Regions from separate parts of the Homo sapiens genome. Here all the other regions are linked to region 2. The links are chromatin loops, found by intact Hi-C in ENCODE. Cell type or tissue: mammary epithelial cell. All regions are shown on one strand. Region 1 has its middle 9.2 kb from the start of HTRA3. Region 2 holds the start of CPZ (carboxypeptidase Z). Region 3 has its middle 46 kb from the start of HMX1. Region 4 overlaps SH3TC1 (SH3 domain and tetratricopeptide repeats 1). Region 5 overlaps TRMT44 (tRNA methyltransferase 44 homolog). Region 6 has its middle 41 kb from the start of GPR78.

Evidence for each region. Peaks named below come from ENCODE experiments on the same cell type or tissue, not always from the same donor. Only the 100,000 strongest peaks of a DNase experiment are listed, where the experiment ranks them.
Region 1: it touches region 2 in a loop (10-fold over the local background); 52 of 110 quality-filtered maps call a loop at or near these places.
Region 3: it touches region 2 in a loop (5-fold over the local background); 59 of 110 quality-filtered maps call a loop at or near these places.
Region 4: it touches region 2 in a loop (19-fold over the local background); 50 of 110 quality-filtered maps call a loop at or near these places.
Region 5: a loop joins it to region 2, with 17 times the contacts of the local background. A loop is called at or near these places in 94 of 110 quality-filtered maps.
Region 6: a loop joins it to region 2, with 2.1 times the contacts of the local background. A loop is called at or near these places in 8 of 110 quality-filtered maps.

What each region holds. Positions count from the first base shown.
Region 1 is chr4:8,258,074-8,263,073 of GRCh38, reverse strand. No RefSeq gene overlaps it. Among named protein-coding and RNA genes, the nearest start is that of HTRA3, 9.2 kb to the left of the region's middle. RefSeq lists an enhancer at 3,055-3,556. In mammary epithelial cell, a CTCF peak has its summit at 2,201; no DNase peak of the experiment used is centred here.
Region 2 is chr4:8,592,523-8,597,522 of GRCh38, reverse strand. It overlaps CPZ (carboxypeptidase Z), which reads right to left and starts at 4,758. Exons shown (of 11, transcript NM_001014447.3): 1 at 4,602-4,758. The coding sequence starts at 4,689. RefSeq lists an enhancer at 3,081-3,755. In mammary epithelial cell, a CTCF peak has its summit at 2,914 (motif pointing right); no DNase peak of the experiment used is centred here; H3K27me3 peaks cover 572 bases.
Region 3 is chr4:8,915,348-8,920,347 of GRCh38, reverse strand. No RefSeq gene overlaps it. Among named protein-coding and RNA genes, the nearest start is that of HMX1, 46 kb to the right of the region's middle. In mammary epithelial cell, a CTCF peak has its summit at 2,165 (motif pointing right); no DNase peak of the experiment used is centred here.
Region 4 is chr4:8,239,511-8,244,510 of GRCh38, reverse strand. It overlaps SH3TC1 (SH3 domain and tetratricopeptide repeats 1), which reads right to left. Exons shown (of 18, transcript NM_018986.5): 18 at 3,408-3,813. The coding sequence ends at 3,556. Among named protein-coding and RNA genes, the nearest start is that of HTRA3, 28 kb to the left of the region's middle. RefSeq lists a silencer at 2,044-2,173 and enhancers at 1,890-2,451, 4,921-5,000. In mammary epithelial cell, a CTCF peak has its summit at 2,166 (motif pointing left); no DNase peak of the experiment used is centred here.
Region 5 is chr4:8,465,890-8,470,889 of GRCh38, reverse strand. TRMT44 (tRNA methyltransferase 44 homolog) reads right to left here. Exons shown (of 11, transcript NM_152544.3): 9 at 2,544-2,976. Among named protein-coding and RNA genes, the nearest start is that of TRMT44, 28 kb to the right of the region's middle. RefSeq lists an enhancer at 1,922-2,041. In mammary epithelial cell, a CTCF peak has its summit at 1,950 (motif pointing left); no DNase peak of the experiment used is centred here.
Region 6 is chr4:8,536,853-8,541,852 of GRCh38, reverse strand. No RefSeq gene overlaps it. Among named protein-coding and RNA genes, the nearest start is that of GPR78, 41 kb to the left of the region's middle. RefSeq lists enhancers at 1,407-1,566, 1,837-1,926. In mammary epithelial cell, a CTCF peak has its summit at 3,063; DNase peaks (open chromatin) are centred at 2,962 and 4,502.

The DNA of each region.
Region 1 (5,000 bases), 330 kb after region 2:
TGCCTGTCCTGTGGGCTGCATGAGGCCTGACGAGCAGCCTGGGTCAGCAGGGGCTGGTGGGAGTCAGTGCAGGGACGGAGCCGAGGGTCTGGGAGGCGGGATCACCTGCTCAGGGTCACAGCGGGATGGCAGAAGGGCGGGGCTGACCCTGGGGCCCTGGACTCCTGCCGGAGTGCCCGTAACCCTGGGCCCTGTTGCCCTGGACTGGATGCAGGTTTGGCTGGAATTCTCTTCCCAGGCCCAGCTGTGGGTGCTGCTGGTGGCATTGACCATGCCACCCGCCAGCACTTGCATGTCCTAAACGTCCCACTGCTGGGAATAGGCGTGGCAGGGACAGGCCAGGACAGAGGGAAGGCCTCGAATCGCTCTTTCTGGCCAAGTGTGGGGCAGCAGCGGGTGGTGAAAGCGGGGGTGGGTGGGCTAGAGTGGGGTCAGGCCCAGGGTGCAGGCCCTGGCAAAGGTTTGGATGTGACACCAAGTGTGGCAGGGGTGCTGGGGGCTGCATGGGTGGAGAGGCAAGGACGGGGTGGGGAGCAGCTGGGGTCGAGAGAGGAGGTGGCCCCGCCAGGGTTGTGTCCGCAGAGGGCACTTTTGTGGCATCTGGATGTGCAGAGACATTGTCCCCTTAATCTTCAATATCTCCGTATGGATATGTACGATGACAAACCCTTCAAGAGGTGACACTCAGCGGCTGTGGAGGAGCCCCTGGGCAGGCCCGGAGGGTGGACAAGAGTGTGTTCCTGCTTCCTGCAGGGCTGCGGTATGCTCCCTCCAGCTGTGGCAAGGACCCCTATAATTTTCCTGCAGTTGGCAGGAAGCTCCAGCCATGCAGCCGCGGTGGATTCCCTGCCCCCAAAGGGGCCCCCCTGCTTCACCCCTGCCCCATCTGTGGGTCTCTGGGTCAGCACAGACCTTGTGGTATCTTTGTGCAGGCTGAGCACTTCCACTCCTGCTACAGCCACTGGTGGTCAGTGACGTCACCCCCGAGGCGTCCGCTTCCCGGCACCCCTGCCCGCAGGCCTGGCCCTGGCGGTGGAGTAGAGGGCTCTGGAGCCTCCCCCCTCCATCTGCTGTGGCTCACCGGTTCCCCAGGCTCCTGCAGCGACATGCCGGCCTTCTCCAGCCTGCAGGCCTTCGCCCTGCAGTGCCCTTTCCACTTCCGTGGATTCTTCCTCCTGTCAATATCCAGGTTAGGCGTCGCTGCCCCCAGGCCGGGGAGGCCCTGGTTCTGGACGAACACTGCCCCTGGGCTTCCCCTACGAGGCATGCGGCCTGGACTAAAGCTGGTGACATTGTCAGTGAAGGCTAAATCCATATTTTCTTTGAGCTCTGCTGGCAGGAGTCTTGGTTCCCATGGCAGGAGTGCTTCCAACAGGGGCCACAGAAATGGCCCCATCAATCAGAAGACGAACCTGCCACCTGGCCAGTTGGGCCCCTCGTTCTGCTGAACAAATGGGCCCAGAGGGTGATTCCACAGGCTGGGGCGATGGCTCCTGATTCCCTGGGTAGAAATCGGGGGGGGGGGCAGTTGCTACTGCACAGTGAAGCAGGGAGGGCCACGTCTGGGAACCGGGGATTTCCTGCCGTGCCTCTTTGTACTCACATGTTCGGTGAGAAAAGTTAATGAAAATGTAGCACAAATTCAAAGAAAGGTGGGACCCCAGAAACTCAGACCCTTCAGAAATAGGTGCTCGGCTGTGTCCATGAGCAGTGCGTTTCGCCACAGCGATTGGAGGGATAGTCCACGGAATGACTGGAAGGATGGCGTCCACGCACTTGGCCCCTCAGGCCTCGGTCTGGGTGGAGTGAGGGTCCCTCAACGTGCACCTGCCTTGTATCCCTGTCAGGAAGTAGCAGCGGCTCAGATGCAGGCACCATGAGAGAAGCCACGTGGACGCATGGACAATCCTGAGAGCATCTTCAGGAGCAAGCCCCCACCTCACCCCATCCGGGCTTCTCTGACCCCAGGCTGGGTGCCTTACAGAATGGGGAGTGGGGGAGGTGGCCAGAGAGAGAGAGAGATTCCAGAGCCACCGAGAGCTGAGTGTCCCTGTGCACCCAGGCCCAGCAGCTCCCGGAATCTACCCCGAGGAAATGTAATCAAGGCTGCTCGCAAGTGCTCAGCGGCAGGAAGCTCCCCCGGCAGGTTTACAAGGCCGGAGAACTGGAACCACTTCAGCGCCTGGTGGGGATGTTTGAGGAAGCTCTGTCGACTGTCTCTCCCTTTCTGCCTCTGGCTCATTCTCAAGTTGGGAAAAATAACGATTACTTTTATGCAACTGTTTATTATTAGTAGCATTATTAGTCATCGTCTATCGTAACAAAAAGTGCACATTCTCATGCCAGGCACAGTGGCTCATGCCTGTAATTCCAGCACTTTGAGAGGCCGAGGCAGGTGGATCACTTGAGTCCAAGAGTTCGAGACCAGCCTGGGCAACATAGCGAGACCCTGTCTCTACTAAGAATACAAAAAGTTAGCCTGGTGTAGTGGCCATGCCCCTGTGGTCCTAGCTACTCTGGAGCCTGGAGGTCAAAGCTTCAGTGAGCCAAGATCACACCACTAAACTCCAGCCTGGGTGACAGAGTGAGACCCTGTCTAAAAAAAATAAACAACAAAAATATACATTCTCATTGTGGGTAATTTAAAAAGTAGCAGAGTATGCAAACATTTCAAAAGTCACCCGCTGTAGTAGGTGGGTTGCTGGCCCTGAGAAAGATACATCCATATCCCAGCCCCCAGGCGTTTTGCAAACACCATTTGACCATGTTTGCAAAAAGTGTCTTTGCAGATGTGATCAAGTTGAGATCATCCCGGATTAGCCAGAAGGCCCTGAGTTTACTGATGATCGTCCTTATGAGAGACACACGGAGGAGGAGCAGGAGAGGGAAGGAGGGCTCCGTGAAGACAGAGGTAGGGACTGGAGTGACATGGCCACAAGCCAAGGAACACCTAGAGCCACCAGGAACGGCAGAGGCAGGAGGATCCTCCCCCGGAGGCTTTGGGGGGCACACAGCCCTGCCCACACCTTGATTTAGGATTTCTGGCCTCCAGAGAACTGTGGGGGGGCACATTTCTGTTGCTTTAACCCACCACGTGTGGTCATTTGTCATGGCAGCCACCAAAAACCGCCCCAGGAAACTGCACCTGAATCTCCAGTCAGCATGGGGCCTTGTGACCTCCAGGCTGCTCTCCTGTGGACTTGAGTCTTGGGCTGTGTTTGTGTGTGTGTGGGCAAGTGTGTGTGTGAGTGTGCGTTACATAGTTAAGATCACACTAACAGACCTTGCAGTATCTTCCTTTTAAAAATCATAATTTCATGAGAGTGTTCTTTTTGTTAAATAATTTTTACAGGATATCCTTCTGATTTATTTTATAAAATGTGGAAGATACAGGCATATACATGCAAGGAATAAAAATTATATTTGGCCAGGAGCAGTGCCTCACGCCTGTAATCCCAGCACTTTGGGAGGCTGAGGTGGGTGGATCATGAGTTTGGGGGTTCAAGACCAGCCTGGCCAAGATTGTGAAACCCCGTCTCTACGAAAAATACAAAAATTATCTGGGCGTGGTGGTGGGCACCTGTAATCCCCACTACTCGAGAGGCTGAGGCAGAGAATTGCTTGAATCCAGGAGGCAGAGATTGCAGTGAGCTGAAATCGAGCCACTGCACTCTAGCCTGGGTGACAGAGTGAGACTCCGTCTCAAAAAAAAATTATATTTAATTATGCCAGTCAAAAATAATCATCATTTTTGTGTTTTTCTTCTAGATTTGCATACTGATCAAAACCCTCTTGGGAAATGTAAAATGGTACATCCACTGTGGAAAATGCTTTGGCAGTTTCTTAACAATCCAAAACACACACATGCGACCCAGCTCTTGGCTCCTGGGCGATTGTCCCAGGGAAATGAAGACACAGGTACACAAACACCTGTACAGAGCTGTTCACTGCAGCTTTATTTGTAACAGCCAGAAACTGTCAACAACCAGACATACTAGATGAGTTATTACACCGTCACAGACCACACTGTCCACCGTGGCCACAGCTCGGCTATAAAAAGGAGCAAACGGCTGATGGCCCAGCAAGGGGGCTGCACTGCAAACACATTACACTGAGGGGAAAAGCCAATCTCAGAACGTCACCTACTGCGTGACTCCATGTATATGATCTTGAATTGACAAACCCATAAGGATGAAGTTCAGATTTACAGTTGCTGTGGTGGGTGGGGAGGTGGGTCTGGCCACCACAGGGCAGCCGAGGGAGGGCTTTGTGGCGGCCACACTGCTGTGTCTTGACGGTGGTGGTGCTTACAGGAATCCATGCACGTGATAAAATGACACAGAACTAAGGACACGCATTGTACCCACATCAATTTCCTGGCTTCCATACTGTATTATAGTCACATAAGATCACTAGGGGAAGCTGGGGGAAGGGTGCATGAGACCTCTCTTCCTATCTTTGCAAAGTCTTGTAAATCTATAATTATTTCAAAAGAAAAATAAAAAGCACCTTCTGCCTGAAAGATGGAAACCACTCTGGGTATTTAAGACAGGTGATTAATTTAGGGTATTGGTCACACAGGTGATGGAGGGACAGAAAAGCCACTCAGAGGACACTGAGGCACAGAGCAGGGGGCTGTTACCCCACCAGGACTGGAGCAGCAGAGGCAGGAGGTGGGAATGCTGGAGCCCTGGGCTGGGGTTCCTTGGCTGGAGCTCAGGTCACAAAGGGAGTGTGTATTAGTCTGTTTTCACTCCTGATAAAGACATACCCGAGGCTGGGCAATTTACAAAGAAAGAGGTTTATTTGGACTTACAGTTCCATGTGGCTGGGGAACCCTCACAATCATGGCATAAGGCAAGGAAAAGCAAGTCACATCTTACATGGATGCCGGCAAGCAAAAAGAGCTAGTGCAGGAACCCTCCTCCCACTTACAATAACCATCAGATCTCATGAGACTCACTATCACGAGAACAGCATGAAAAAGACCTACCCCCATG
Region 2 (5,000 bases):
ACTGTCACGGGCCTGTGGGCGTGAGACTGTCCAGACACCCTCCCTGGCACCCTCACGTGACTCCCAGGCCTTCATGGTCCAGACAGAGCGTCCCCAGACTCCACCAATCTGCAGCATAAAGGAGGCATGACAGCTTGAACTTTAGGAAAAAAGGAATGAAAAAAAAGCTGGTCCGGGATTCTGCTTGAAATACTGTGCCCTCACCCCCCTGTCAGTGTGGCTAAAGACAACTGGGTGATGTTGGGAAGAGCAGATAAAAGGCTGGCATCCACACAGGGCCCTGTGTGAGCACCCATCCTGTGCAGGGCCCTGAGCGAGCACCGGTGTGCAAAGCTGGCCACCAGTGGGGCCACTCTGGCAGCAGGGTTTGCACTCAGCTGACCCGTGGTCTCATCCTGCACTGAGCTTGGACCGAGGCAGATGCTACAGCACAGTCAGCTCAAGGGTCAAGGTGATCTCAGCCCAGCACCCCTGCTCCACTCCCTGGGTACCCATCACAAGGCTCTGACGGTGCCCGGCTGGCACTGAGCGTGGCCTGGCCCTGAGCTGGCGAGCTTGGGTGAACCTGGAACTTTGTTTATTCACTCAGCAGACATGAGCGACTGGAAGAACTAACTTTGACTTGACCCTGGGAACTCTGCTGGCCTCAGGGAGCTACAAGGTGAGGTGTCCATCCCTGCACCTGCTCCTCCAAAGCCACCAAGCGCCCACACAAGTGACTGGACCATCACACAGGGACTGGACAGGCGATCCTTCCTGGCTTCCTGTGGCTTCCAGTCTCCCTTGTTCACAGATGAGGGCACTAAGACTCCAGGATGAACCACTGCCCGTGCCTCAGTTTCCTCATGTGTAGATTGGGATAAGGATCACGTCTACCTCATAGGGCTGTTGGAGGATCCATCAAGATTAATACAACAGGAGGGTGAGGTGCCCAGTGAATGCTCAACACACAGAGTCTTGGGGCATATCGTGGGCAGGAGCAGGACTATCCCCTGTGACCCCACAATAAGCCATGCAGCCCCATCGGGGTTTCCCAAGGGGCAGGAAGAGTGTCTGCTGGCTGGGTCACCCCCACTTCCACTGGCCGCCATGTGCAAGGCACAGAGAGGGGTGGGTTTGTTTGCCAGGGCTGCCCTAGCAAAGCGCCCACCATGCTTAGGTTAAATCAACAACAGCCGGGTGCAGTGGCCCACACCTGTAATCCCAGCACTTTGGGAGGCCTAGGCGGGTGAATCACGAGGTCAGGAGTTCAAGACCAGCCTGGCCAACATGGTGAAACCCCGTCTCTACTAAAAATACAAAAATTAGCCGGGCATGGTGGCACACACCTGTAGTCCCAGCTACTCGGGAGGCTGAGGTGGGAGAATCACTTGAACCTGGGAGGTGGAGGTTGCAGTGAGCCAAGATCACACCACTGCACTCCAGCCTGGGTGACAGAGAGACTCTATCTTGAAAAAAAAAAGCAACAACAGTTCAGAGCCCTGGAGGCTGGAAGGCTGGAAGTCTGCAGGTCTGCAGGGCCGCACTCCCTGTCAAGGCTCTAAGGGAAGAACTCTCCCGCCCCTCCCGGCTCCTGGTGGCCCCAGGTGCTCCTTGGCTCGTGGCCAGAGCACTCCAGTCCCTGCCTCTGTTGTCATGTGTGAACTTTGTCCCTGTGTCTGTCTCTGCCCAAATCTCCCTCTTCTTCTAGGGATACCAGTTATTGGCTTAGGGCCTGCCCTAATCCCGTGAGGCCTCATCTGAATCAGATTTCATCCACAAAGACCTTGTTTCCAAGTACGCTCCCATTCACAGGTGCCAGGGATTACATCATCAGTATGTCTTTTCTGGAAAACACAATTCTTCCCCCAACAATCAGCAAGCCCCAGTGGGTGCTGCTGTGGCCACAAGAGAGTCAGGATGGTCTGGGAGGAGCCCTCGGGGGCTGCAACTGCCCCAAGACCACACAGCTAGTCCCATGATGTGGCTGGGCCTTTGCCAGCTGCCTTGGCCTCCGTAGGCCTCTGGTTTTGCCCCTTACCACACGGGGGTGGGCCTGCTGACCCAAAGCCCACCCTCTGCCTCTCCCAGGCCGCACCTGCCCTGGCAGCCACAGAGCAAAGCCAGGACGACTGTGGCTGGTTAGGCTATTCACCATTGCTTCCCCACCCCAACCACCGTGGGACACAGACATCCCCGGATCCCCCTGCAGACTTGCAAACGCACAGTGGGGTGAAAGCCTATGCCCCTAGAAGGCTCTCAAGCCATGGTCTCCAGTACAGCAGCCACGAGCCACACGTGGCCACTGAGCCCTTCACATGTGGCAAGATCAAACCAATGTGTGCGATGTGTGAAATGCATACCAAATTTCAGACTTAGTACTAAAAACAGTGTGTTTCATTAATAATTTTTATATGAATGCCAAAATGCTGGAATATTTTGGACATATTGGGTTAAATAGAATCTGTTACAGGCCAGGCGTGGTGGCTCACGCCTGTAATCCCAGCACTTTGGGAGGCCAAGGCGGGTGGATCACGGGGTCAGGAGATCAAGACCATCCTGGCCAACACGGTGAAACCCTGTCTCTACTAAAACTACAAAAAATTAGTTGGGCGCGGTGGCAGATGCCTGTAGTCCCAGCTACTCGGGAGGCTGAGCCAGGAGAATGGCGTGAACCCGGGAGGTGGAGCTCGCAGTGAGCTGAGATTGCGCAACTGCACTCCAGCCTGGGCGACAGAGTGAGACTCCATCTCAAAAAAAAAAAAAAAGAATTTGTTATTAAAATCAGTTTCGCCTGTTTCTGTTACCTCATTAGTGTGGCTACTAGAAAATATAAAATTCTGTGCGTGGATGGCTTTGTGTTTCTGTTGGACAGCACTGGTCTGAAAGCGGCTTTTGAAATAGTTCTAAGCCTCTTAACCACGAGGTGGCAGCATTTCTTCAACAGGGGAGTGACAGCCCGTCAGTCCTCCCCCTCCTCAACTGACCAGTGGCTGTGCCTGGGTCAGGGATGAGACCTGAATGAGGTCAGAGAGGTCAGGCCATCTGCCCAGGTCACACAGCAGAGTTGAGGAGTCAGAATCTGAATCCCAGACCCTAGGACATGAAAATTACCTCCGTCCCCAGGCTCCAGTGAGGACAGGGAATCTTCCACCAGGGAAGGGTGAGGCAGAGAGGAGAGAGCACCAGGCTTGCTCTCAGCAAGACCCAGATGGCGAGACAGGGACATGGCAGCCCGGGGTGGGGGACCTGCACTGCAGGTGACCGGCTCTGCCCACTTCTGCCTGTGGGCTGGAAACGTCCTTGACTTCCACACTCGTCCATAAGAGGGGAGACTGGACTGGGGGATGAGTGATTTCTCCCAGAAACACTTGCCGATGCCACGGCTGTGCTCAGCACCTGCCAGGGACAGAGACCAGCCCATGCATCCTGCTGGGTGAGGACAGGGTGGTCTGTGCTGCCTGCGTGCAGAGGAGGAGGCTGCATTTCTTCCTGGGAAAGGGCAGGTCAGGAGAGCTTCCTGGAGGAGGGGGCTGTGGTCTCCAACAAGCCTATGATTCTAGATACTGTCTGGGCTCTCAGGGGCCAAGGGGAGGCCCACCCACAACACGGCACAAGCTCCAGCAGCACCCCACCTGCACACCTGCATGAGCACACACGCAGCGGGTAGAAAAGAGCCCAGAGGTAAGGCGAGGAGCAGAGGTGGGAGGAAAATCCAGGCATCAACAGGACGGAAAGGAAAAGTGTCGACACAGCGCACTGGGGTGGGGTATTGTGGTCCTGGCACATCCACTCGCAGGGCTCAGGCAGTTCTCAGGTATCCACAAACCCCAGAGAACAAGCGATTCAGAACCTGACACCCTGCACCCTTGAACCCACACACGGCCCCACTCCCGCAGGAGCCCAGATGTCTGCTTCTGATGAGAGTCCTGAGCACGGTTGGCTAGATGCACCCCCACACCTGGAGAGGCCGTGAGGCCAGACGGGAGCCCAGGATCCAGCCCCCAGCCTCTACCTTCCTGCTCCCCACCCCCGCTGCACACCCCTTGGGTGAGGTCGTGCGGGCAGACCTCCCAGAGGATCCCTGCGTCCATTCCCTCTCCGGGCCCCAGATCCCTCCAGGGGGCCCACGCCCCCTCCCAGCCCTTAGGGCCACTTCCGGAGACTTGCTGTCCACATCACAGCCCCAGCTGGGAGGGAGGGGTCAAGAGTTTGCCACAGCCCAGAGAGACTGTCCCGTTCCTGGAAAGACCCGGGGACCTTAGATGGCCTCTCACCCTGCAAAGTCCTGGCACCTGCTCCCTCGAACCCACCTGCAGGGCGCCCCTGCTGCTGTGTCCGACAGGAAAAAGATCTCACCCCCCGGCCCAGGCGTGGTGACCCTCTGCTGCCTGGGGTCCCGGCCTGGATGCCGTAGAGAGCCTCCCTGGTGTCCCCGTCCAGGGGAGAGGTCACACTACCAGTCCCAGGCCACATGCTGCCCACTTTGGAGACGTTCTCGCCAGGACCATAGGCGCGTGACCTACTGGAAGAAAGCTCCCGGGCCCCTGGGAAGCGACGGATCACACTCCCCAGAGGTTGCAGGGTGGAGGGTGGAGGGTGGGGGCAGGGGACGGCCTTACCGGCGGGGTTCCGCTCAAACTCGCACCCCGGCCGGGCAGCGGCGACGACCAGGACTGTAAGGAGCAGCAGCGGCAGCGGGGGCGGCATGGTGGGGCGGCGGACCTTGGACGGCCAGCGCAGTGATGTGGCACTCGGGCCGCGCGGGGCCGGGGCTCTGCGCTCGCTGGGCTCCCGCCCCCGGCGCAGGGAGGGCGCCCCAAACGCAAATGCCGGAGTCGGGTTACAGTGGGCAGCGCCAGAAGCTAGAGAGAGGATGCCGCTGGGGGAGGAGGAGGGGCAGGACAGCAGATAAAGGCCCCTGCCTGCCCCGGGCGGAGTGCCCCGCCCCGTCCAAGGGGCTCCCCGCCCCTCCTTGGGCCTCAGTTTCCCCATCTGCCACCTGAGTGCACTGTGGAGCT
Region 3 (5,000 bases), 320 kb before region 2:
CTAGCCCTCTTGGAACGGTGGGAAGGACAAGGGAGCCCAAGCCCCAGATGGCCTGTCCCCACATCCTTGGAGCCAGCCTGGAGCTGGGACTCGGCCCTGGGCTGCACCTGCCCTTGTGATGGCCGTGGGCTCTCTGCAGCCAGGCCAGCTGCAGCCGCTCTCTGCTCTTTGGGGGACTTCACAGCACGCCCTCCTGGGAACAGCATTGCTGGGAAGTGCAGTGGCCCGGCCCGGGCTCGGTGGCCCAGGAGCTGCATGCCCCCCACTTCTCCTCCATGGCTTCTTCTCCCCTGAAAGAGACAGGCAGAGTTCTCTGCCAACCTCAGGCAGGGCCCATCTGATGTTGGTGCCAGTCTCAGCTCTGGCACTGTCCGTGGTATCATCCCACTCTCCCAGGCTCCCGATCGGTACAATGTACCAGTCACCCCCAATGGTGTCTGTGCAGGGGAGGGGCAGTGTCTCGAAGCGGAGCCCTTAGAGAGTGTCTTTGTGTGTTCGAGCTGCTGTAATAAAAGTAACACAGACTGTGGGGCTGAAGCAACAGACGTGGACATCCTCACAGCTCCGGAGGCTGGAAGGCCCAGGTCAAGGTGCTCACACAGTGGTGTCTGATGAGGCTCTCTGCTGTCTTGCTTGGTCCATGCTGTGTCCCCACGTGGTGGGAGGCCAGGGAGAGAGCACACACTCTGGTCTCTTCTTATAAAGGCACCGATCCTTCTATGAGGCCTTCCGTGGGATGAGATAATCACTTCCTGCAGTCCCCTCCTAACACTGGGGATCAGGGCTTCAACATAGAAATGGGGGGTGGGCAGCAGGCCGGGTGTGGTGGCTCACACCTATAGTCCCAGCACTTTGGGAGGCTGAGGCGGGGGTATCACTTGAGATCAGGCGTTTGAGACCAGCCTGACCAACATGGCAAAACCCCGTCTCTATTAAAAATACAAAAATTAGCCGGATGTGGTGCTGTGTGCCTGTAATCTCAGCTACTCAGGAGGCTGAGACGGGAGAATCACTTGAATCCAGGAGGCGGAGGTTGCAGTGAGTGGAGATTGCACCACTGCACAATCTGCCTGGGTGACAGAGCAAGACTCCATCTCGAAAGAAAGAGAGAGAAAGAAAGAATGAAAGAGAGAGAGAGGGAAAGAAAGAAAGAAAGAAAGAAAGAAAGAAAGAAAGAAAGAAAGAAAGAAAGAAAGAAAGAAAGAAGAAAGAAAGAAGGAAGAAAGAAAAAGAAAGAAGGAAAGAAAGAAAGAAGAAAGAAAGAAAGAAAGAAAGAAAGAAAGAAAGAGAAGAAAGAGAAAGGAAGGAAGGGAGGGAGGGAAAGAAAGAAGAAAGAAAGCAAGCAAGCAAGCAAGAAAGAAAGAAAGAGAAAGAAAGAAAAAGAAGAATGAGAAAGGAAGGGACGGAAGGAAAGAAAGAAAGAAGAAAGAAAGAAAGAAAGAAAGAAAGAAAGAAAGAAAGAAAGAAAGGAAGGAAGGAAGGAAGGAAGGAAGGAAGGAAGGAAGGAAGGAAGGAAGGAAGGAAAGAAAGAAAGAAAAAGAAAGAATAAAGGAATGAAGGAAGGAAAGAAGGAAGGAAGGAACTGGGGGGCCACAAACATTCAGTGCACAGCAGGTCACCTTCTAGTTAGGAGCAAGTCGATTTGCTTCTCTGAGCCTCAGTTTCCCCATCTGTAAAGTGAAGACACAGTGGTGTTACCCACATGGGTTGTGCGTGAGGATTAAATACCTGACTGCTTAGCAGGGTGCCTGCCCCGAAGGAAGCGCCCCTGTCTATTTCAGTTTGCTCTAAGCCCCAGGAAATAAGCAGGAGGCAGCAGAACCGCCCCTTTATACCCCAAGGCCCAACAGCCCAATGGTGTTTACCCCAAGTAAACCTTTGTTGTCCTAAAAGTCACTTGAGGCTAAGGTAAATAAGTACAGATAAAATACAGGAAGCCCAGGTAAAGATGAATTTCAGATAAACAAACACTGTTTAGTGTGAGTTTGTCCGGTGCAATATTTAGGACACATTCTAAAGAAATTACTCAACGTTCGTCTGAAATCTTCCTTTAACTGAGTGTCCCGTGGAGTTTGTATTTACTAAATATTCAGGTCGCAGGGTACCTCCACCTCTCGCGGGTTGCCTGCCCAGCTTTGGTCCTGGCACAGGTGCGATTTGGGGGTATGGCCACTGGGTGGCACCATTGTGCCACAGACAGGCCCTGCCTGCTTCTCTGGGCACTGCGGATGGGTGGGCTGGGCTCCCAGCCTTCTTCTGCACAGCCGCCTGGGCTTCCCTGCCACAGGGCACCTCATCTGAGCAGGGGGCCCTCCTGGGGCAGACGTCATCTCCTCCCGGGTCAGGTCAGTGCCAGAGGAACCCACGCCGCTGAGGAGCTGAGGGAGGGCACAGTCTCTGCCTTCCTCCTCATCTGTCCCTGCCTTTCTGTGCCCCTGCTCAGCTATCCCCAGGTCGGCCTGCCTGGGGGGTTTCTCTCTGTCTCTCTCTCTCTCTCTCTCTCTCTCTCTCTCTCTCTCTCTCTCTCTCTCTCTCCATTCAGCCTCAGTCCGCCTGGCACCTGCCCTGTGGCTCTCCCAGGCTGTGGCTGGAGCAGTCCTGGTCCCTCCCCATTCAAGGGATCCCAGAAGAGCGTCCAGCGGAGGGGCTGCTGATGGCTTTCTTGCAGTGGCTTAGCCCAGCCCTGAGCCTGGGGGCCTGCACACAGCAATACTCTGTGAATGTTCGTCGGTAGGACTGGGTCTGGGCCTGAGGCACAAGGGTCAGGAGCTGGAGTGTGGCAGGGAGGCCTCTCGCTCCATCCAAAGGCCCTGCTAAAAGTACCGACCAGTGCGTACTGCCTGATGTTCCACAGGTCCCCACTGTCCTGAGAAGCTCTGGGGCATTGCCGCAGCCTTGTCAGCGAGCTGTACATCTTAGGACACAGGGCCTTGTAGACAGCGGCAGCTGCCATCTCCAGAGTCCAGCCACCAGGCATAATCCGAGTGGGGACCCTGATAGTGCCAGGTGTGAACCCAACAGCTGGCTCTGTGCACCTCATTGTTCTGAACCCTTTACCTGCACTAACTCATGTCGTTCCCACCACAGATGTGAGGCAGGAGCTGTCGTCTCCATTCTGCATATGAAACCAGGCATGTGGGAGCTGAGTCCCTAACCCAAGGCCTCAGGCCAGTAGGTGGCTGAGCTGGGAACAGATGAATGAATGAATGAATGAATGAATGAATGATTTGTCCATATTGCTCAACCTGGGCAGAGAGATGCCCAGATATAGATATGATCCCCACTAGCCTAGATCCTAGAGATCATGGGGGAAAGACTGATCATGTGGCCTGGGTAAATGACCCCATGACTCAGTTTCCCTCTCTGCCCAACTGCAGTGAGCTGAGCTGTTTCCCAGGCTCAGTCACTGTGAAGTGCAGTGAACAGGAGCTGGCAAGAGGGTTTCCCAGCATCCCTCTGCAGTGTTCCCCTTTGGCCTTCCCTCTGCTTGGGACCCTTGAGCTCAGCCCAGGCCCAGATAGCAGGGGAGGGGGGCTCTGAGTGCACTCCAGGTGAGGGATCCCTTTGGGGCACCCCGCAGAGGCCACATCCCTTCCTGGTACCCAACTGGAAGGGTCCTGCCCACCTGCACTGCCAGACCTCCAGGAACCTCCAGGAAGCCTGCATGGGGAGAGATGGGGCCTGGATCACCTCCAGGCGGTTGGGCAGAGCCACTGTGGCCTTAAGTACCTGCATAAATCACTGCATTTACCACGCATTTCCTTGATGGGGTGTCAAGCTCGGAGACTGCAAGAGTCAGCATGAATAATTCAGGGCTGGGCTGTCTGTCCCCATCCAGAGGAAGAACTGCTGTGATGGAACTGGAACTGCACAGCACAGCGAGGCTGGCACAGGGGGTGGGGGCCGCTTGGACGAGCGCTCAGGGCAGTTCTGGCTTGAGAAAACTTGTCTGGCTGAGCCGAGCACACGGTCCCGGCTCACACCTTCAAGGACAGGCTGCTCACCACCCCAGGCAACCCACTTGATGACTGGACAGTGACCAGGGTCAGAGGGGGCTCCTGACCCTAAGAGGACACTTGCTCCCTGCACCCTCCCACACAGCCACAGCTCTCCAGGTCCTAAGAAGACCCCCCAGAAGCTGCTCTTCCCACGCCGATAGCCGGGGGCCTGCACCTGGTCACAGCTTGGGCAGAGACACAGGTGTTGCCCAAGAAACAGCAAGGTGGCATGAAGATTGGCATGGCGAGGCCTCGGCTGGAGGGGAGGGAGTGAGCTCCACAGGCCCCCTCTGTCCTGAGACACTCTAGGACATCACCGGAGCCTTGTCGGCTAGCTGCAGGTCTTAGGACACAGGGCGCTGTAGACAGCAGCAGCTGCCATCTCCAGAGTCCACCCACCAGACATAATCCAAGTGGGGACCCTGGTAGCGCCAGGTGGGCACCTGACAGCTGGCTCTGTGCACCCGACGGTTCCCTGATAGCACCAGGTGTGCACACGACAGCTGGCTCTGTGCACCCAGTGGTTCTGCTCACTGCTTCCCAGCCTAGTCCTCCTTCTCCCGTCCCCCACCCTCCATACCTTCCCGTCCTGGGTGTCCAAATCCCACTCACCAGGCAAGGTCACGAAGCCTGCTGAGCCTTCAACTTCCTTCCCCGTGGACCCTGGTCTCCCCTCCTCTGCCAGCCCCAGGCTGTGTAGGGGTGACCACCTGCCTCCTTGGGATGACTTCTGCCCACGGCTGCATCCCTGCCCCTCCTGGGGGGAGTCCTCGTCACAGCGTCTCCAGCACCCCACTAGGGCCCAGCACTCAGCAGGCACCCCCAAGTTCTCTGAACAGATGGAAGGAGCAATTGTGGGTGTCGTTCTGGTGTCTCTCTCGTCTCTCGAGTCAGTGTCCTGTAACAGCAACGGCCATGAGATTCTGCGAGCAGACAGAGGAAGACTCTGTATGGCAGCAACAGTAGCCCCCAGCCCGCCTTGTCTCTGTCCAGCCCCTGAGC
Region 4 (5,000 bases), 350 kb after region 2:
TCCAGGGACCCCAACAAGGAGTGTGATTTCAGCTGCAGTCCCAGGAGCACCTCTGGGAGGGCCTGGAACACTCCTGGAGTTCCCTGCACCTGCCTGAGGCAGTTTCTGCAGCCCATGCAGTGGGCGCTTGCTGAATGTGTGTGGGAAGGTGACTGAGTTAACCTGGGGATCATGGCCGCCTCCTTCTAAAATTGGGGCAGCTGGCTTCTGGGCTGCGAGACCACTGGCTGCGTAGAGCTGGGCACGTGCCCACTGGACATCTCTTCATCTCATGCCTACTTTGCTGAAGGGGGTTGTTGTTGCGGCGGTTGTTGCCCGGGAACCAGCCTCCGACGGGCAGAGCAGGGCTGGAGACCAGTGGGCTTAGGCCTTAGCCAGCCGAGCCCTGACCTCCACCCACCACAGAACAACGGGACTGGCTGCCTGGTTCTGCACACCAACTCTGTGCCCCTCGTTTCCCATGCATTCTCTCCTCACTCTTGGAACCTTGGGGTAGGCTTTGTCTTTGGTGACAGATGAAGAGACGAAGGGTCTGAGAGGTTAAGCAAGTTTGTTACTGGAAAGGGGTCCCGACCCAGACCCCAAGAGAGGGTTCTTGGATCTCACAGAAGAAAGAATTCGGGGCGAGTCCATAAAGTGAAAGCAAGTTTATTAGGAAAGAAAAGGAATAAAAGAATGGCTACTCTGGCCAGGCACAGTGGCTCACTCCTGTAATCCCATAACTTTGGGATGCCGAGGCAGGTGGATCACCTGAGGTGAGGAGTTCGAGACCAGCCTGGTCCGACACGGCAAAACCCTGTCTCTACTAAAATACAAAAAATTAGCTGGGCGTGGTGGCGGGTTCCTGTAATCCCAGCTACTAGAAAGGCTGAGGCAGGAGAATTGCTTGAACCTGGGAGGCGGAGGTTGTAGTGAGCCGACATCACGCTACTGCACTGCAGCCTGGGCAACAGAGCGAGACTCCATTTCAAAAAAAAAAAAAAAAGAATGGCTACTCCATAGGCAGAGCGGCCCCAAAGGCTGCTGGTTGCCCATTTTCATGGTTATTTCTTGATCATATGCTAAACAAGGGGTGAACTATTCATGAGTTTTCCAGGAAAAGGGTGGGCAATTCCCAGAACTGAGAGTTTCTCCCCTCCCTTTTGAGACCTTATAAGGTAACCTCCAGACGTTGTCATGGCATCTGTAAACTGTCATGGTGCTGGTGGGGGTGTCTTTTAGCAGCTAATGCATTCTAATTAGCATATAATGAGCCGTGAGGACAATCAGAGGTCACTCTCGTGGCCACCTTGGGTTTGGTGGGCTTTGGCCGGCTTCTTTACTGCAAACTGCTTTATCAGCAAGGTCTTCATGACCTGTATCTTGTGCGACCTCCTATCTCATCCTGGGACTAAGAATGCCTAACCTCCTGGGAATGCAGCCCGGCAGGTCTCAGCCTCACTTTACCCAGCCCCCATTCAAGATGGAGCTGCTCTGGTTCACATGTCTCTGACAAGTTGACCTGGGTTGAGTGTTCCATAGCGTGTGGTTGTTGGAGCTTTTCTTAGGAGTAAGAAGTATTGTTAGTAGGAAACAGGCCTCTATTGGCCCTGGGGCTGGCACTCTGCCCCAGTATGTCAGTCTCATTTTAGTGGTGACCAAACTGGGGCTCAGAGAAATCAACTCCCTCACCCCGAACCCCCAGACTGTGAGTGGTGGGCTGGGGTTTGAATGTGGGGCTTGAAGACCCACCGTTTCCTCTGGTCCCCCATGCTCTGCTGCCCGAGAGGAACAGGATCCCAGGATCCAGGCCCCTGATGGCACCAGCCAGGGTGGGTGGAAATGGGGAGGCACAGTCCCAAAGCCCCCAGGACTCTGAGGCAGGTCGGGGGCTGAGAGCAACCCGGAACTGCAGACCCCACCCCGAGAGGAATGGCTGCAGGCCCGGCCCGGCAGGCAGGAGGTCTGTGTCCTCAGTGACCGTGACGACGCTTCCCGCTGCTCCAGCCAGGCCGTGCCGTCTTCATGTTTCCAATCATGCGGCCTCCTCTCCAATTCCCAAGCCCAACCCACAGAGACAGCGGTCTGGGGTCAACATGAGGTTTGTCAGCAGCTCTGAGCCACTGCTTCCCTCCAGCCCCGCGGCGGGTTCTGGAAAGCTCTCTGCTGCCCCCTGGTGGGGAAGCTCGGGGCGGGGCAGGGCTCCGGCGGCAAGCATGGGGCTCCCCTGTAGCGCTCCCAGACCCTCCTGGCTCTGCCACCTCTGCTGGGTGGAAAACCAACCCAGGCCTGGACCAGCAGTGGGTGCCTGATTCCTTATTATCAGAGCTCCGCTCACTGGCAAGTCCCTCTTCGGACCCCAGGAGAGGGGCTTGGGGGATACCAAGGAGGGGTAACTGCTTAATGAGGACGGGAGGTTTCTTCTGGGGAGATGAATGCCTTTTGAAACTAGACGGTGTGGGTGGGTGCACAGCACTGTGAGTGCACAAATGCCACCACATTATTCACGTTGAAATAGTTAATTTCATGCGATGTGAATGTCACCTCATTTTAAAAGTGTTTAAAAGAGGGGCCTGGGAGAGTGCAGTGTTTGTGAGAATCACGTGGGGCACCCACAATCTCTGAACCTCGGTTTCCTTGCCGTAAACTGGCGAAGAGACCGTGTGAGCCGTGTTTCCTGGGGCCAAGAGATTCCAAGAAGGAAAACCTGGGATTCCTGGGGACTGAGATGAGGGCCGGGGGCCGGAAGGGGAGGGGTACATGGGGAGGGCTGAGGGGCAGCCCAGAAAAGGCTTTCAACACTGGGCAGCAGCGTCTACACAGGCAGAGATCCCTGCATCTCACTTCCCACAGGACTGACCAGTGGCTGGAGGTGGGACTGGTCAGGCTCAGCCCAGCCAAGTCTGGGACCAGAGGACACTTAGTGGGGGATCCCCTGGGCCACCCTCACCGCCCTGTGGCTCTCCTGACACCACAAGAGAGGTGCAGGAACTGACCTTGGGTCCTAATGGGGGCACCTTCCTGGCAGCAGGCCGGCAGGGTGGTGTGGTCAGCGCACTGGGCTCTGCGTCTGTGTGATGGTGGGCCAGACAGTTAACCTCTCTGTGTCTCTATTTCTTCACTGGCGAATGGGGGCACTAGCAGCCCCCACCTCCGCGCACAGTGGCCTGAGGATTAAAGGCAAGGGTGGCACAAGACCTACGGCAAAAGCTCCGAGCAGCTGCCCAGGGAGTTCCACCACCGTCTCCCCTCTGGCCGCCAACGAAACCCAGGCTCATGGTGACCTGGCACAGGTCTGTTGGACTCGGGGTCCTTCTCATACCCAAGATCAGGACATAGCAGCAGGGCTGCCCCCAGGGAAGGGAGCTGGCCCCTAGACACGCCCCAGGAAGCATACTAGGGAAGGATGCCCTGCTGACTTCAATAAGTTATTGCAAAAAAAAAACAAAACCCATTTATTGCTATTTGGCCCCTGCGTTCGTGCCTCCATTTGCCAGAAAATGAGCCACCGGCGACACCAGGAGAGGCAGGAGACCCCCAGCCCTTGCACAAAACCCACTCCCTTGGATGCTGTCCTCAGCGAGGGTGGCTGGGGGCCAACCAGGGGGCCCACCCGCAGAGTGGCAGAGGAGGCAGGTTGACCCTGCGGACGTTGAGCTCTGTGGCGAAGGTCCTGGCCTTCTGGTAGAAGAAGAGCGACTTCTCACGGTCCAGGAGGAAGTTGTGGTAGATGGTGGCCAGCCGCGTGTAGATCTTCAGCTGTGCCTTCTTGTTGCCCAGGTCCACGGCGGCTGCCAGCGCCAGCTGGTAGTACCCGGCTGCATCAAACGGGTCCTGAAGGGGACAGGCCATGCTCAGCAAAAGGGGGACTCGGAGCCAGTCTCCCCAGAGGCCGTTCCTGTGCCCAGGTCATTCCACATGTCCGGCCAATGCTGGCTCACCCCATGAGCCCCGAAGCCTGTGACACTGCTGTGGGCTCAGCTGCAGGAGGTGGAGACGGCCCTGGCACCCCCTGGAAGGATTCCTGATTGTCCCTACACCCCACTCACCCCGAGCCTCCTGTCCCAGCCCCACCCTCTCTGCAGGCAGTGGCTGCTTTCCCCGTGGGCTGAGGTTGGGGCGGATCCTGCCTGCTCTGAGAGTTCCATGCAGGACCCATGGCTCCCAGCCACAGCAGGGGCACAGTGTTGAGTGACCCAGGCTTCCCTCTGGCCCCTGTCCATGCTGACCATTTCCAGGCCCTCCATGGGCCGGGCCAGGTATAAAAGCATCTCCCAGGTGTCCTCTCTGGGAATCTTCCCTGAAATATTGACGGAGTGTGATGCCCCAGACATCCACTCCCATTTTCAATGCATCTGTGGCTCAAACTCACCATCCCTGGGTTGGGATGCCACTTCCCAGACCTCCTCCTTGACCCTCCCATCCCCCACCCAGCTTCTCCCCAGGCACCTCCTCCACATGGGGGTCACCCAAGGGACCTCTCTAAGACCCAAGCTTGGCCCATTCCCCTTTACCATCTCAAGATGGCTCCCAGGGCCAAGGACAAAGTCTAAGATGCAGCAGCCCATGCCCTCACGGCCCCGCCCCACACACAGGGCAGGGGTGCGAGAAGGGCCCGAGTCACATCACTGCTCATCCAACGCCCCCCAGCCCCACCGAACACTGGACTCTGTGCCGGGTGCATGGCTGAGCCTAACGTCCCTGCTCCTCTGGGGGACCTGGGAGTGAACACTGATCACACAGGGTGGCCAGGGCTGTGGCAGAGGCAAGCCCAGGAGCCTGTGGGGGCCCAGGAGGCCCCAGACTCAGCCTGGGGTGGGAGGCAAGGGCTTCCTGAAGCGGGTGGCATCCCAACTAAACAGGAAGGAGCCAGCCAAAGCATATGTGTCTCTGTGTGCATGTGCCTGTGTCCGTGTATGCCTGTGTGTGTGCACGTGCCTGTGTGCGTGTGCCTCTGTGCATTTGCGTGTGCATGTGCCTGTGTGTGTGCATGTCTGTGTGTGTGCCTGTGTGCATGTGCC
Region 5 (5,000 bases), 130 kb after region 2:
TAAGGTGGCACAGCCTGACAAGACGCAGCCCCACACATGCCCCATGCCCGCACAGGGCCAGGCGTCAGGTGATGCTGCCTGCTCTGGGTGGTCACCTCAAGCTCTTCTCACTGGTGACCCATGAAGGGGGGTGGCTGTTTGGAGCCAGGGTTTCTCAGACTAAAGAAGGAAGGCCAAGCTGGCAAGCCTGGGGCCTGAGCCTTCCCAGTGGCTGCTCCAACCATGGGGCAGCCAGCCTGGCGCTACCGGCTCTAGGGTGGCCAGCAAGGCCATGCTAGGCACTAAAAAAAGGAACAGCACAGACACCACAGTGATGGTCTCTTTCCCATTCGAATTTCTGCTTTGAGAGCCTGCAGGTATTTCAAAATGCTCTAATCAGAAAACCTGGTGACATTAAAGTCATTTATTACCAAAACATCAAATTGGATATGAATGAAAGCTGGTTTTCCTGCATGTATTTGCCAGGAACTTCCTATCTGCCAGGTGCTGCACCTCACATCTTATCCACACCCTCCCAAGCTGCAGGAGAGCGGAGGAGACGGCGCCTGTCTGTATGCAGCTGAGCCTGTCAGACCCCTACGGATCAGGACACCACACTCCTGACCCAGGAGCCTGGTGCTGGCAGCCGCTGTCGCAGCTGCTGCGAGAATCCTGCCCACCCAGCCTGGCCAACCTTCTGAGTCCACCTCTCGGCTGTCTCAAATCCATTCTGAGAGGAGCGGGAGTGTTTTAAAAAAGATCACATATTGTCCCAGTCAGCCTTCCCTGTTGCCCCGGCTCTGGCCCAGCATGGACTCCATAACAGGGAATCTCACACTCAGCCATGGGTGCCTCCTGGCCTGGCATATCCGGCCTCTTGGTTTCTCATCCTTTGACGTGTGCGGTCTTGACTCCTAGCCAGGCAGGACTTGGAGCCTCTTGAGGGCAGGGCCCTTTCCTACCCTATTTCTCAGCAGTGTCCCACAGGGACAGACGCCGAGCTAGGATGGGTGAGGTCCTGGAGACAGAGCCACACATGGCCCACAGGCACAGAAACGCAGAGGTGCCTGCCTGAGGACAGGCTGGGTGGGGGCGACCAAAGGCCCTGAAGGCCGCCTGTGGGCGGGAGGGAGGCAGTGGGCTGAGAGGCCAAGGCCACGTGGAGAGTCCCTAACAAGCCCCAGACCCACGGACACCCATCTGGAGGGGACGGGGGTCCAGAGCCTGTTAGGTGCCCTGATTCCCAAGTTCCAAGGCGCAGGCAGGACTGAGCCCACCGCTCACCCATCCCCGCTCTCCATCTCCAGGTCTGTTCCTCCTTCCTCCTCACCCACCGAAAGCCGTCCATCCCAGGCACAGCTGACATCTGTGTGCCCGTCATCTCCTGGGAATTTAAAGGTCAAACTGCACTCAAGAACTGTCACTGTTTACTGCACGTGGGAACTTTCAGACCACACTGATGTCCCTGGGGCTCTGGGTCCCAGTTGCCTGTGGTGGGCTCCATGCTCTGCCAGCCTCAGCCTTCTTCCTCTGTGCTCCAGCCCCACCACAGCAGGGTGCCTTTAGTCAGCAGGGCCAACCCAGAGGCCCCACGGTGCCTGGTGGTTTGCAGCTAGTCGGCCCCATCAGCCACTGAGCCAGGGCCACTCTCGCCAGATGGCTAGAGGCTCTGCTGACCAGGTACCATCAGGTTCGAATGATTTCTGGAGGGGCCGTCTATGCTCCATGGCCCGGTCCCATCCCACGTACACATGGTACAAGAGGACAAAGGATGAAGAAGGAAACGGGTATGATTTTGTCCCAACATTCATAGGTGAGGAAAGCAAAGCCTGGAGAAGAAGGGTTTCCCTCAAATGCGCAGCCAGGCAGAAGTCACCGACGGAGGGGCCGGGAGGGGATGGGGCTCCGTGCTCTTCTCCAGTTCCCAAAACTGCAAGAGAAGCCAGGCGTTGGCTGCAGCTCTACACCACCCTCTGGCGGCCAAGCAGCATCCCTGCCCGGAAGGAGGCGAGGTCCTTACAGCCCTGGCTGGCTCTCTGAATGCCGTTAATTTCAACACACCACTCACCTGAGAACATAATTTCAGCACACCACTCACCCCATGAGAACAATCGATGTAATTTTCTCCTTTTGCCATGGATGATTGTTGTGTTTTGGGGATTTCAAAGAGAATTAAATTATCGAATCACAACAGCTCCAAATCTTACCACATACTCAAGGGGACAGTGCATTTTGCTTGCACTCAGTAACCTGTTTTCTCTTTGGATAATTTCTAGATTGAAAATGAGTAGTTCTAGCCCCTAAACCTGCATGTTTGGTAAAAGTTAATTAAGGGTCCAAACTCTGTCACTCCCTGGAAATAACAAAGTCCTTTATGTTTATAAGAGCTATTTGGAAAATTTTAAAGAATTTGCTTGAAGAGAGCCTATGCACCCACCATCAATGGCTTTTTCAAAGTGTGTAGTCACAGGGCCACACCATTTCATGTCGGTTCTGAAGACGTGAATTCCTGCCCTCAAGCCTGGGAGCGTGCTAGCCCCTCCCTAAGATGGTGGACAGCTTACCTCCCCCATTCCAGGTCTTCAAACTCCCATTTCGAGAACTTCTTGTGTTTAATTGCTTTCCACCTAACAGTAAATTCGCTACTTGCAAAACCACTTGGTCAATAAAATCTCGTGGCAGGGCGGCACAGTTCCTCACACGCTCAGCCTTTTCTCTGGGATGAAATCCAGGTAGCCAGGGTCCTTCAGCCTGGGGCCCTGCTCCATGCTCAGCGGCCCAGGCCCTGGTTACACACCCGACCCTGGCGTCCAGAGCTTGCTGACCGTCACAGTGACCAGCACTGCCAGCAGCAACCCAGCGTGGAGAAGGGGAAAGCTCCCAGCCAGGTGGGCTTACAGGGCAGCCCCGCCTGCTCTTAATGTACTGAGTCCTCTTTTCATCCACGGAAGCTTCTCTGGAGGAAGGGTATGTTCTGGATTTTCCAACGAGACAGACCTGCGTTTGAAGAAAGCAAAGCAAGTATTTTAGCTGGCTAGTCTATTTCAACGTTCTCCATGGAATTCTCTCATCCTGGAGTACAAATCACAAGTTTTCAATGTCTATCATGAAAAAATCCTGATTTAAAAAACTGACACCAGCCAGGTACGGTGGCTCACTCCTATCATCCTAGCATTTTGGGAGCCCAAGGCAGGCGGATCACTTGAGTTTCAGACCAGCCTGGCCAACATGGCAAAATCCCGTCTCTACTACAAATACAAAAATTAGCCGGGCGTGGTGGCCCTCACCTGTAGTCCCAGCTACTCAGGAGGCTGAGGCAGGAGGATCATTTGAACCCAGGAGGCAGAGGCCAGTGAGCCAAGATTGTGCCAATGCACTCCAGCCTGGGTGACAAGAGCAAAAACTCCATCTCAAAATAAATAAATCAATAAAAATAAATACAAAATAAAAACTGACACCAATATAAGTAACTTAAAAATTAAAAAAACAGTAAGAGCCCATGGTTCCCTCTCATCATTGTTAGATCTTGGACCTTCACAAGATCTAACAAAGGCGCCTAAACTCAAGAGTCCACACTCCTGGGCCCGGCAGCCGCACCGTCCTAGTTTCCCGCTGCCGCCCCTCATTCCACCCCTCGGCCGCCCGGCGGGGGCACATGCTGATGGTAACGCTGCAGAGTTGCAGAGTGCCCCAGGGGCTGGGAAGGGAGGCAGCTTTGTCCCCACCTTGCCAGAGCCAGCGAGTGCATACGGGGGCTGCGCAGAGGGCCTGGAGCCATAGAGGTGCTCCATGCGTGCTTGCCTCCCTTTGCCGCACACCCCGATGGAGGGTGCCCTTCAGACAGTCCCCTCCGGACAACCAGGCCCTGCCCAGCCCCAGCAAGGGCACCTCATTTCTGGGCTTCCTCTCCAGGCATCAACTACAAGGCCAGGCGCGGGTGATAAGGAAGCCGACCTCCTCACTACGTGACAGCCACACCTCTGCTCCCCAGCTCTTCCAGCGGGATTTTAAATTCTCAGTGCCTGTCACACACCCAGTCCCCACCAGACATGTGCTGTGTGTGAACTGCTTTAAAAATGACAAAGCACGTTCACATCCACTCTTACATTCGATCCCCAAACCTGCCAGTGATAAGAAAACTGAAGCTCAGAGAGATGAAGCGACAGTCCACGGTCTCTACCAATTAGTAATGGAGAAGCAAGTGCAAAAATCAAAGCCACGGGCTCCTCGGACCCGCCTAGAGGACCCAAACTTTAGCAGTTTCCCCAAATCAATTCTGAACTCAGAAGACCAAGACTTGCCAAAAACAGAGGACACAGAGGATGACGGGACGGTTCAGCAGCGAGTCCTAAGGTAACTTCCCACGGTAGCAGGGCAGTGACAGCGCCAGCGGCCCTGAGGCCTGTGCCACAAGCCAACGCTGCTCCTGGTGCACGGCTATGACGGCAGCCGGCCAGCGAGTGCCCACAACATGCCCTCCCCGCTGTGGGCTCTGAAGACATCATCCTGTCCAGCCCCCACAGAGACCCGGGCAGCCTCCTCCTGGTCTCACAGGTGAGGACAGGCTTAGCGGAGCTCCGCGATCAGCCCGAGTGCACCACGGGCAGCAGCAGAGCCGAGGCTTCACTCAGATCAGCTGGGCCCTTTCTTGCTAAGGCAGCCATCAAATTCTGTGGCCTGGACACGACGGGGTTATTTTTTAAAAGCACACTGTCTGCCAGCCACAGTCTTGTCAAATAAAGTTACCAGAGACATAGGTGAGCTGCTGTAAACACTTCCACGGTACTTTCAAAAGGTCAAGCCTTTGGAGCGGCAAGAGGGCATAAGTCTGCCCTGTCCACACAAAGGTCAGAGGCACAGTCCCACTGCTTACAGAAAGCCCCCGGGCCAACTTCTGCCCAAATGACATTTCAGGTGAATCTGAATGAACTAGGCCTTTAATGAGAAAATGGGAAATCACTGTGAACTTCTGAAACACACTTCAATCGCAGCCAATTATCTGCGACTTGAAGGAGCAGGAA
Region 6 (5,000 bases), 56 kb after region 2:
AGTGTAAGAATGAATGGATGAGGCCATCTGTCATGCTTCCCTTTTCATTCCCAACACTCCCCCTTTTCTATGACCCCATAAAAGTGAGCTCTGGCCAGGCACAGTGGCTCATGCCTATAATCTCAACACTTTGGGAGGTCAAGTCAGGAGGATCACTTGAGCCCAGTAGTTCAAGACCAGGCCTGGGCAACATGGCAAAACCCCATCTCCACAAAAAATACAAAACTTAGCCTGGTGTGGTGTGTACCTGTGGTCCCAGCTACTTGGGAGCCTGAGGTGGGAGGATCACTTGAGCCTGGGATTTGAGGTTGCAGTGAGCTGTGATCACACCACGGCACTCCAGCCTGAGTCACAGAGTGAGACCTCTTCTCAAAAATAAAAAATAAGAGCCCTGTATCATTTTTGTGCTCCAACCTCACAAAATAGAGGCAGGGACCTGAGTCCATGTGAACCGGCATATTGGGAAGACAGCTCTCAGATGGGCAGGGTTACTGGATGAGGGGTGATTTGTACCCCAAGTCACTGCAGTGGGTGCTCAAAAGTGGGCTTTCGAATGGGTGATCCTTGAGCTGAGGGCCACAGCGTGACGCAGTCTCTGGAGTGGGGTGCTGGAGTCTCTGGCAGCCTAGGATGGCAGGCGACTCAAGCTGAAGACCCCGAGCAAGGAGTCGGGGCCGGGCACCTGGGCAGGCCCTCCCCACCCCGTGCCTCAGCTTCCCTGCTGTAAGGGGTGGCTTCAGCCAGGGGACTTTGAGTGAATGGGGGCCCAAATGTCACCATCTTTGGAAAAAGCTCTTAGCACAATTAATTTAAGGATCTTGAGATGAGATCCTGCTGAATTGTCCAAGTGAGCCCTAAATCCAGTGGCCAGTGCCACTGAGTCCAGGGCCCAACTGGGGAAGATGCTTGGAGAAGAGAAGCAGGCCCGCAGTGGGGAGGCCCTGGGAACCCACAGGCGGAGTACAGGGATGCGGCCACAAGCCGGGGAATGCCTGGGGCCGCCAGAGGCTGGGAGAGGCGTGAAATGGATTTTCCTGAAGGCCTCTACAATGAACCAACCCAGCTGGCAGCTGGATCCCAGACTTCCGGCCCCCAGAACACACATCTGCTGTTTGAAGCCACTCTGGTGGTGTTTTGTTCGGCAGCCTAGAAACGTGGTCCAGATGCTATCAAGTCTGAAATTCTGGGCTTCTGTACCTTAGAAAGGGACAGATGGATCACACGGGGGAGGTGACACACATGGTGCCCACAGCCCCAGGCCCCGCCCCTGCCCCACCGGAACCTCTCTGTGCCTCAGTTTCCTCCTCTGTAAGACGGGGATAATAGCCACCATCTTTCCCAGGGCTGCTGAGAGGATTGTGCAAGAAGGCGCAGGACTCTGAGAACTCCTGGCATTCTGTAACCGGCTGTTACTGTGTTGTTTTTTCTTGTTTGGGAGCAGAGAGATGGATGTGCTGACTCTGAAACCAAATAAAACCACAGAGGCAGAGGCCTTCATCGCAGGCGAGGAGTGCGACGGCATGTTCAGGATCCAACATTGAGTTAAAGGGAAGCAAGAAGCGAGACAGCCACCCAGGCCGCCCCGGCTTCCTGGTCCTGTGTGTGCACGAGCTGAGCTCATGGGAGTGTGGGTGTCTCTATGCCTCTGCATACCCAGAGACAGGGCAGGAAGTTACTTTCTCTTTGAAAGGCAATTCATACTCTCCTCACAGTGTTTTTCTGTAGTTTCCAAATATCTGACAGTAAATGAGCATTATTTTGAATGTAGGAAAAGCCCCCTCAATCAAACATTATCAATGAGCCTGTTCTTGTAAGAGCAGAGAGAATTTTCCATGTGGCAGCAAATCTCACTGGGAAATCCCCAGCATCTCTAGGTGGATGCGGTATGCCCCGGACACTCTTGAGAGTGGCAGAGTGATGTGCACTGGGCTAGTGAGTCTGCTCTGCAGAACACTCGAGAGCAGGTGATGCCCCAAGAACCCAGCCTCATGGGACCCCAAAGCCTTCTCCTCACTTCCTTCTCCTCTGGTGAAAGAAAGACCGAGGTGCCAAGCAGGTGATGGCTCCTGTGCAATCCTACACATACTCCTTTGGTGCAAACAGGACTAGGGGCAGCTAGAAACCCCCGGGCACTAGGGCATCCCATGTCAGGCTTAAGGCAGCTCAGTCACTACCCTCTGTGTGCACAGAGGAGCTTGGCACTGGAGCTTGCCAGGGCTCTTCTGCAGTGGAACATTCACTGCTTCATCTTCATCCATCATCCACCCGTCACTGGTGATGCTGGGTCCCTTCCTGGGTGCTGGTGGCAAAAAGTGACCACAGGTGATCTCTGACCTCAAGGGGCTCCCATTGAGTAGGAGGGACAGATGGGGGACCCCTCAGTATAGCAAGGACACCGTGGTGCTGACGTGATGCTGGGGATGGCAGATGAGTGTGTCTCAGGCCGTAGACACTGTGTGGCACAGCTGCTGGTGGTCTGGGAGCCAGGACAGGTTGGAGCCGAATTTCAGCAAAGCCGCCAGGAATTGAATTCAGTGCTCATGACTTCACTCTGGGGCTCCTTCCAGCTCCCCTGGTGGCAGGGACCCAGAAGGAACTCACACCTATCAGGCCGGACTGCATGCCAGGCACGTCATACGTCATCCTTTCTGATGCTCACGATGGCCCTGTACAGTTACCATGCCCCTCAGGGAAGTTAGAGAGAGGATCAAAGAGGTTCTGCAATGTGTGTGAAGTCCCACACCGCCAGCAAGTGGCCGTGCTGGGGTTGGAACCCATCTACACCACTGCGGAGCCCATGGCCATGTCCTGGAGCCATTCTTCCTTCTGTCTGGTCCCACCTGCTCTCAGTACCCATCTTATACATCCCCAGAAGTTTTGTTTTCATCAAACGTTGTCTTCAACTCATCCCATGACCCACTGGCAGAGGAAGACAGAGGCCTGAGTCACCAGTGAGCTGGCCACTTGGCACGGTTTGGCCACTGACTCACCTGTGTCCTTGAGCAAGCCACTTGCCTCTCTGGGGTGAGGATGAGGACTGGCGTGAGCACTCCCCCTTCTGCCTGCCCCACATCCAACCATATTTGCTGGGACCACAGACATCTCCTTGGGAACTCATCCCTTATCATCACCCACAGTCTTGATGAGATATCAGTGAGCCTCCACTGGCCTGGCTGGGAGGGGCACACAAAACTCCCCCTGGTCCCCCGTGCTCCCTCCCTGGAGCACAATCTGGAGGCAGAGAACACAGAACGCAGAAGTCACACTCCAGCCCTCCTGCCTCCCTGGGGCCCTGCTCTCACTCTGCTGTCTTCAGACCCTGGTCCCGCAGCATCTCCCTCGCCCCTGCAAGGGCTCCAAGTGCTCTCAGTACCTTCTTCGTTGGCTCCAGTCGGCCAGGGTCAGCTTCCGTTACTTGTAAGTGAAGAACTCTGATGGGCCCAAGGGACTAAGGTTGTTTCTGGATCTCAACTTCCTCACTCAAGAACTTCAGGTGGCTTCCCACTGCCCTCGGATCAGACCCAACCTGGCCTCAGATTCCCCACTTCTGTCCCCACTGCTGCTCAAGCTGCATCCTCACCCCACGCCTGACTGCAGACCTGCCCTGCATGCGCCCTGGATGCCGCCCTCTGCTCTCACCACCACGTCTTCTCTCCCTGGGCCTCCCAAATCTAGTCCATCCCAGGAGGCCAGGGCTGTAAACCCAGGGTTTTGTCTTCCCCATTTCCATCCCACAAGGCCTTGGGGGAAGGTTTGTCCTGAGGTTTGCCAGATTAAAGGCAATAAAGAGCCAGTCTGAGCAAGAAGAGGCCTTTTCTGGGGTCTCTGGAACATTCCTCCTGGTATCCAGAAACACGTGGCTAATGATGCTGACACCCAGGCAGGGCTTGGCCCTGGGCAATTGGGCCGGGGTCTGATCCACAATGACCTCCAGCTCAGGGGACATGTCACCTGAGAATTTGCCCTTCCTACAAGCCAAGACCCCACCTCACCCCACCTGCCGAGGTTCTCTCAGCTCCCCTGACAGCTTCCTTCTATCAGGAAAAGACAGGTCTTCAGCCCCTAGGAGGTTCTCAGCTCCCAGCCCCGCTGACAGCCTTCTCCTATTAGGAAAGAACATGTCTTCAGGCCCTAGGAGGGTCTCAGCTCCCCTTTCCCCTGACAGCCTTCTCCTATCAGGAAAGAACATGTCTTCAGGCCCTAGGAGGGTCTCAGCTCCCCTTTCCCCTGACAGCCTTCTCCTATCAGGAAAGAACATGTCTTCAGGCCCTAGGAGGGTCTCAGCTCCCAGATCCCATGCCTGACTAAGAGCAGTGGCGATGGAGCATGGGGCGTGACAAAAGGTCTGCAGGTGGACAGACAGAATGAATGGAGGGGCTGGAAGCAGGCAGCCTGGTTCCTGGTCCAGGAGTCTCTGTGAAACCATTGCCACTGACCTCCTCACTCTGCCACTTTCACTTTTCGATTGAGTCATTCCGCAGTTTGAACGTGTGCCAGACTTCAGCAATCACAGGAAGGATGAGAGCTCTTCTTGGCCCCAACTCTCCCTTTGTCCTCTGCAACCGATTACATTACACTCGGCTCGGCTAAACCAACCTGAGCAAGCGTGGGAAGGGTGGGTGGATGGTCAGTGTTCTGGAAGGATCTCCCGAGAGTCAGCAGAGCTGAGCTAAGGCCCCAGCTCCACCAGCACAAGCAGATCTCCCAGGCAGCTGTGCTGCCTCTGCGTCCCAGGAATACCTGTACTTTCCTGCCTCTCAGCCTTTGCTCAGGCTGGGCCTTCCACCAGACTGCCCTTCCTGTCTCCATCACTGGACCTTTCCTAGATATGAAACAGGTCCCGGCCAGAGGTGATGGCCCCTCCTCCCCTTCGTCCCCCAGTACTTGTGTGTGCCAGAAAGACCTGGATGGAGAAGGGGACTTGATCTTATAACATGGGGCCAGACAACTGATGTCCTTTCCTTGATCCTACAGCAAATCTGGGACAAAAATTCTATTAC